Regions from separate parts of the Homo sapiens genome. Here regions 2 and 3 are each linked to region 1. A link is a loop called in an ENCODE intact Hi-C map of the cell type or tissue named here. Cell type or tissue: heart left ventricle. All regions are shown on one strand.

Region 1 (2,500 bases):
TTTGAGACGGAGTCTCGTTCTGTCACCCAGGCTGGAGTGCAATGGTGCGATCTCGGCTCACTGTAAGCTCCGCCTCCTGGGTTCACGCCATTCTCCTGCCCCAGCCTCCTGAGTAGCTGGGACTGCAGGCACCTGCCACCACGCTCGGCTAATTTTTTGTATTTTTAGTAGAGACGGGGTTTCACCTTCAAAACATTTCTTACGTGGTGGCTCTCCAAATTAAAGAAAAGGTTTTAAATGAATGATGATGAATACATACCCTGCTCTGATTGGTAACTTTCACCATTAAACCTGCAAATTAAAAGGCATTTAAGCCAAAATTCATCCTCCCCACAACCTTGAGGGAATGAGTCACTGAAGCAATTCTCACGTTTCTCCAGGCAGAAAGACAGGAGACTTTCCAAAAAAGGTTGTAGTTTTCCTGTTTCCTTGGCTGCCTCCACACATAGCCCAGCCATGACCACATGTGGTGATGGGCAGGAACCTATTGCCTTATTTGGCAATCTTGAGCCCTCTTTGTAGGGCTATTGGGGGCAGGATGAAAAGTCCAGATCAAAACCACAATCGTGAAAAACAATGGAGAGTCAGATAAAGGAAGTAGGCATTTTATCTAGATTAAATATAAAATATTGACCCAAGAAGTAAATGTTTTCATATGCATTGCTTCTTAAAGGACTCGTAGGAAAATATTTAGAATCTGCCATTTTTCTGTAATAATTTCACTCATTTTCCTTCTAGCCATGATGCTGACTGCATTTCCCAGCTGCTGCTGAAACAGCTCTTCTGTTGGGGGAGATTATGTGGGCTAACATTCACCCACGATTCTCTAAACTGATGTTTCTCAAGTATCCTTCATTCTGACCCCAACATGTGCTGTGTGCATTCATTACTGCTGACAGCAGGAACAGTGTGGGTCCCAAACAAGGAGATTGCACAATGAGAAATGGAGGCTAAGGGCATGAATGTTCTGAATTTTATAGCTTCCTGTCTGCTTTCCCTTAGGGGAATATAATTGGGGGACTGGACCCAACACAAATCTCAACTACGCATTTAGGCCTCCACAAAGAAGCAAGACTTCTAGTCCTTTCTGGAGCATTGCAAGCTGTACAGAAAAAAATACATTCCTCAGGGATTCTGCCGGCAACCACTCCTTTTATTCTGTGGTTCCCCAAAGATAAGGTCAGTCAGCTCAGAGAGGAAAGGAAAATGGAATGGGGAGAGACAGGATCAACCAGTAACGGGTGTGTCATCTCAAACTGGAGTGTGTGTCCATTGTCAACCCCAAGAAACCCAGAAAAACAAAATCTTTTTCCCCAGGTGGTGAGAGTGTCAACTGCATATGAGAGGGAAGGGTGCCCTCTGCTGTCATCTGTGATTTTTGGTTTTTAATTTCAAAGGAAACGTTCCAGCTCCATGTAAATCAGACTTAAACATTTTTGCCAGGCACGGTGGCTCAGGCCTGTAATCCCAGCACTTAGGGAGGCTGAGGCGGGCAAATCACAAGGTCGGGAGTTCAAGACCAGCCTGGCCAATATGGTGAAACCCCATCTCTACTAAAAATACAAAAATTAGCTGGGCATGGTTGTGGGCACCTGTAATCCCAGCTACTTGGGAGGCTGAGGAAGGAGAATCGCTTGAACCCGGGAGGCAGAGGTTGCAGTTAGCCAAGATTGTGCCACTGTACTCCAGCCTGGGCGACAGAGCGAGACTCCATCTCCAAACAAACAAACAAAAAACAAAAAAGGAAACATTTTACACATTAAATAGGGAAGCCAAACTTGGGATTTTGACCGTCTTAACTAGGCTGGGTTCTGTGTCGGATGAGAGAGACTTGAGGGATAGCACAGGCAGCAATCACAATTCCATTTCAGATGTCCTGCTGAGAGAAAATTGTGGTTTGGAAGAGGGCCTGTGAGCTTTATATATTCAGGACAATTTGCTTAGAAATAAAACGACTTCTTGGGAGCAGGGTTCTCCTTGGGTGGCAGCATACTTGGACAGCATCTCCATTTGTTTCCCTGTCCTTTCCCAGTAAACCAATTTGGGTTCATTATTAGATTCCTGAGTTTGTTTCTTTGGGAAAGAAAAATAAAATACAGTTCTCACTTAGGGAGATGGAAGGCAATGGCTTTGCATGAAGATACGAATTTAAAACAAATAAATACAAGTGTTCAACTCTGATGAAAGATGAGTTGTATGATTTAATGTGCTTTCCTAGGGACATGTAAATTAACTGAGATATAAAATAATGAATCTGCACATCTGCCTTAGAGTTCATCCAAATGCAATCTACAAGGCAAACTTAATCACGGTTATAATTAATACTTTGCAAATGGAAATGACTGGAAATGAAAGGCCGCAAACAACATCGATATTAATGCTTCAGTATTTGTTCTCTCCCTAGTTTTTACTTTCAAAAGTGTTTTTATCATCTTCTACAAAAGTCATACCTTGTACTTTATAAGGCATTTTGTTATATAGCCTCTTTATAGCTGAATTC
Region 2 (2,500 bases), 370 kb before region 1:
AGCACTTTGGGAGGCTGAGGTAAATTGCTTAAGCCCAGGAATTCAAGACCACTGTGGCAGCCTGGGCAACATAGCAAGACACCTGTATTTACTAAAAACAAAACAAAACAAAAAACACACACACTGGGGAATGAGATTGGAAGAAAGGACACTAAATGTTAGCAGAGTTTATACTGGGCTTTTAATTTGTAGCTGATTTATATTTTTTCCTTTATGCTTGCCTGTGTTTTCTAAAATGTTTATAATAGACCTATGCTGCTATAATCATAGAACAAGGAATTAAGGGCCAGATGTGGTTGAGTCACGCCTGTAATCCCAGCACTTTGAGAGGCCAAGGTGGGCAGGTCACCTGAGGTCAGGAGTTCGAAACCAGCCTGGCCAACATAGTGAAACCCCATCTCTACTGAAAATACAAAAATCAGTTGGGCCTGGTCATGGGCGCCTGTAATCCCAGCCACTCAAGAGACTGAGGCAGGAGAATTGCTTGAACTCAGGAGGCAGAAGTTGCAGTGAGCCAAGATTGTGCCACTGCACTCTGGCCTGGGCAACAGAGTAAGACTCCATCTCAAAAATAAAATAAAATCTATTTAGAAAAATATCCATATGACATGGTGAGAACTGGCTGGGCAAGTGCTCCACATGGCCAGTTTGCAGCCACGTGTAAGAGGCGATATCTTGTGAAAGCTGATTATACAAATTGGGTCATTCTTGTCATGCCCAACTAAATCAGCATCAAGGGCCAGGGGGAAAAAGAACTTGGGGAACATAGCCCCTGCTCCAAGAATTGAATTTTCTACAAGCCCAGCTGCTGAAACAGCCAGCTGAAACCTGAAGAGCAGTTTTACCTAGCAGCTGCTGAAGCAACCTGCTGTGACTCCAAGCCTGGTTTTACCTACCACAGTCACTCACTGTATTCGTCCATTTCGTGTTGCTAAAAAGGAATACCTGAGGCCGAGTAATTTATAAAGAAAAGTTTATTGGGCTCATGGTTTTGCAGGCTGTACAAGCATGGCACCAGCATCTGCTTGGCTTCTGGTGAGGCCTCAGGAAGCTTTTACTCATGGCAGAAGACAAAGAGGGAACAGACATGTCACATGGCAAGAGAGAGAGAGAGAAGGAGGGCATAGTCTCTCTAACAACCAGATGTTGCTGGAACTAACTGAGTGAAAACTTGCTCATCACCAAGGGGATGACACCAAGCCATTTATGAGGGATCTGCCCCCTATGACCCAAATACCTCCCACCAGACCCCACCTCTAACATTGGGGATCACAATTCAACACAAGATTTGGAGGAGACAAACACCCAGACATCCACTCACCAATCAGAGCTTGCCAGCTCCCAAAAGCTTCTCTAGTGCCAATAAGCTTTCTTTCAAAATGATAATGTAACATTAGCATCTCTTTTTCTAATAAAACTCACAACCTTCTCTTTGTTCTTCAGACATACCGAAGACCACCCAGTCTGTGTGTATGCCCCAAACTGCAATCCCTGCTTCCCAAAATAAAATGTTAAATTTAGAGATTCATCTCTATACTTTATTTTGGCTTTGACAATCTGATTGAGAGAAAACTCAGCTGCCTCTCAGACAAGCCCAAAAGTATTACCAAATGAGGGAAAAAAAGATAAAGAGTTTCTTACAAGCTTCTATAACATCTGTCCATATCCCTGATTACCCTTTACAGCTCATGGGCTCAGTTAAAAACGACAACAGAAAAAGACTTGAGGTAGAAATAGCAGGGACAGGGTCACCTGCCAAAAAGTCCTTACATCACACCCTGCTCCTAAGAGTTCTGCCTCTTTACTTACTGGTAGTTTCCTGATAACATGTCCCCAGTCCTCCTCCATAGGTGACAACTGGGCTGCAATTGGAGCTCAGAGCAGAACTCACCAGGAAGGAAGCAGTGTGTGTTTCACAGTCCACTGTTGAGCTAATTATTCCCAGAGGCCTACGGGACTACACAGGCTTATATTGACCATTGTCAGCAGTCAGTGCCTCCCTTTTTTGAATTGTACATTGCTGGTTAACTCTGTAAGTTAAGAAGGGAGAGTATCCATTTCTTCACCTGCTGACCCAGAGCAATTTCCTTTCTTCAAGAAAAGGGAGAAGGTTATGATTTCATAAAAGCTGCCACTTCTCTTTGGATGGAAGACTAGATTTGCTACAGACATTTTCACCTTGTTATGAATTTGTCTGTTTGCTTTTGCTTTGGGAAATGGTATTTAGTGGGCAAAAGAATAGCTTATTTTTGAAGCACCAATGTGGAAAACAATAGTTAAAATATTAATATCTGTTGAAGAATCCATCAAAGGGTATACCATTTATACAAACGATAATGACTTCGGAAAATATGGCTTCAAAGGGATTGTTATTTTTTGTTTATAACCTAAAGAAAATCCCTATCTAGCAAGAGGAATTCCAATTACTTCATATATTTCTTTTTTTTCCCTCTTCTTCTTCTTTTTTTTTTTTTTTTTTTTTTTTTTTTTTGAGACAGGG
Region 3 (2,500 bases), 230 kb before region 1:
GCAAAGTGTTAAACTTGAACTCTAGTCCCTAATGGGTAGAGAGGCACCCTGAGGTAGGGGGAAAGCAACCAACCATGACACACAGAAGTGAAGGCTACTGAGAAATGAAAGAGAATCAACCTGTAGCATGGAAATGGGAAGTTCATTATTTCCAGCAAGAAAACAAAACGATGCAAACTGGGCACGATAGGGGTGGGCAGAAGTAAGCAGAAGAACAAAGAGTGGTGGTAAGAATATCAGGTGGAGTTTCCACTGCAGTAGGGAAGGGGCACTGGAAAGAAAAAGATCTAGTGTTCTAGGAGCACTGGGGATTCATGGAATAAAATGGTGATTGTGGTTTCAGATTAAACCAAACCATTTCCTATACAGCAGAGAAAGACACTCTCCTGTCTTCACTCCCCACTCCACCTCCGCCAGTTTCCTTTCCCTAAAGTGAGATTTTAGAAATACATACTTACAGGCAGTAAAACCAGGGAATTTGTAAAACTTTTAAGCTTGATTGTAGTCTAGACATAATATGTGTTATGTTTTTTTAAAATCAGGCTTGTATTAGGGTCAAATGATATGTGTAGTCCATAGATTAGGTATTCAAGGATAATACAAATGAAATATTCTAGGCAGTCATTACACTCATTAGACACTTGCCACTCAAAGTGTGCTCCATAGCTTTCTTCCTTAAATCTACACTCAACATACTTCACCAGCCAGGCTAGAGGATGCAACTCTATGATTATTTTAAGTTTACTTCATAATCTTGCGATTTCACCTGAAGCAAAGATACCAGCTTTTCTCTCAACAGCCAAATCTCCCACACTCTCATTTTCGATAGTCACAGCAGGAGTTTGAGTTTCTCTTTCTAGAAGGATCTCTGGCTGGGACTTGCTGTTCCTGTACAGCTTTTAGAACCTCATGCATGCACTTCTATTTAAAAGTTGTCTGTCTACAAATGCTTAAGAGAGCAGACAATCTGGTTTATCCTTCCCTTTTAGGTAGTTTGTGCTGGAAAGAAATTTCTATGTTTTTGTGACAAGAGGAGACAAGACCCTACAAAAAGAAGGCATGATAGAAGATAGGTTGGGAACAAGGTCAGTATTCAGCTCGTAAGCACCAGCATGTCTGACTGGATGATAAAATATTGAAGTACAGGACTTCAGTGCCGGTTAGGCAATGAACACTGCCCTGAGCCACCTGGGGGCCCCCTCTGCATGACTCAGCATGCATGGCCTAGCAGGGTTCTTCAGGACAGCTTAACTCAAGGGCCATGATATTCTATGTGTTCTCATTTTGTGTCCCACACTTGGTGAATCCTGGAGTAGTTTATGCTTAGGAGTCAAAAGACCCGGGTTTTATCTGGCTCCACTGTTTGCACACCTCATCACAAGGTCTTAGTTTCTTCACCTACAAAACATAAAGTAACTGTTAAATCAACTGTTTCTAAAGTGTCTTGTGCCATAACAATAAAAGCTACTGTAGCTTTTGAGTTTCTTGTCCAGTTATAATAATGGGCTCTCACATCTTCTATCTGCTAAGGTGCTTTCTTGTCCCTTAGGCCTATGGAGTTGCCCAGAAAATTCAGCTATAGTTTTGTAGCTAGCATAGAGGATTGGGAGGTTGAGGCTTCCTCTTCAGGGGTGGTTGTGGTTGTGGTTGTTGTAGGGATGTTTAACTCTTTGTCACACATCTCATTTTGGAAATACATTTTCAAACATGCTGCACATTTGCCCATCTTCTCAAAGAAGGTGTCAAGCATTGTTTCATCTGCTGTGTCTCAAGGCACACATCATGATCATCAAACATTGCCGTCTTTCCCTGGTGTTGGTCTCCGTTTAGGATTGCGAGACAAAATGAGTATGTCCAAAGCATACTTAGTTAAAAATTATTCACTATTTATGTGAAATTCAAACTTAACTGGGTTTCCTGCTAAATCAAGCTAGTCTAAGTCTCCGCTAGCCTCTTCCATTTCTAATGTGTTGCCTCTAATCTGTGGCAGGGTGGGGTTGAAAATGGAGCTCGAAATTATAGAGTTGCCAAGAGTATAAAGTTCTCAATTCTTTTCCATTTACACTCACTTCTCTATAGCTTCAAATATTATCTGTCTTCTTACCAAACCTATTTTCCCAACTCCTCTCCCCTGAGTTCTAGGACTCTTGGACCCAGTAACCTCCTCACCCTGATGAGCTGGCAATTGAGATCTCAAACCTGGATTCTTTTTTTTTTTTTTTGGAGTAAGTCTCACTCTGCTGCTCAGGCTGGAGTGCAGTGGTGCAATCTTGGCTCATTGGCTCACTGCAACATCTGCCTCTTGGGTTCAAGTGATTCTCCTGCCTCAGCCTCCCGAGTAGCTGGAATTACAGGTGTGTGCCACCACACCCAGCTAATTTTTGTATTTTTAGTAGAGATGGGGTTTCACCATATTGGCCAGGCTGGTCTCAAACTCCTGGCCTCAAATGATCTTCCCACCTTGGCCTCCCAAAGTGCTGGGATTACAGGTGTGAGCCAC

What was found. Peaks named below come from ENCODE experiments on the same cell type or tissue, not always from the same donor. Only the 100,000 strongest peaks of a DNase experiment are listed, where the experiment ranks them.
Region 2: it touches region 1 in a loop (4-fold over the local background); 23 of 110 quality-filtered maps call a loop at or near these places.
Region 3: a loop joins it to region 1, with 5 times the contacts of the local background. A loop is called at or near these places in 12 of 110 quality-filtered maps.

Annotation. Positions count from the first base shown.
Region 1 is chrX:13,487,013-13,489,512 of GRCh38, forward strand. No RefSeq gene overlaps it. Among named protein-coding and RNA genes, the nearest start is that of EGFL6, 81 kb to the right of the region's middle. In heart left ventricle, a CTCF peak has its summit at 1,365 (motif pointing left); no DNase peak of the experiment used is centred here; H3K27ac peaks cover 2,052 bases.
Region 2 is chrX:13,113,786-13,116,285 of GRCh38, forward strand. No RefSeq gene overlaps it. Among named protein-coding and RNA genes, the nearest start is that of FAM9C, 70 kb to the left of the region's middle. In heart left ventricle, no CTCF peak of the experiment used is centred here; no DNase peak of the experiment used is centred here; H3K27ac peaks cover 1,035 bases.
Region 3 is chrX:13,253,432-13,255,931 of GRCh38, forward strand. No RefSeq gene overlaps it. Among named protein-coding and RNA genes, the nearest start is that of LINC02154, 49 kb to the right of the region's middle. RefSeq lists an enhancer at 882-1,001. In heart left ventricle, a CTCF peak has its summit at 1,190; no DNase peak of the experiment used is centred here; H3K27ac peaks cover 158 bases.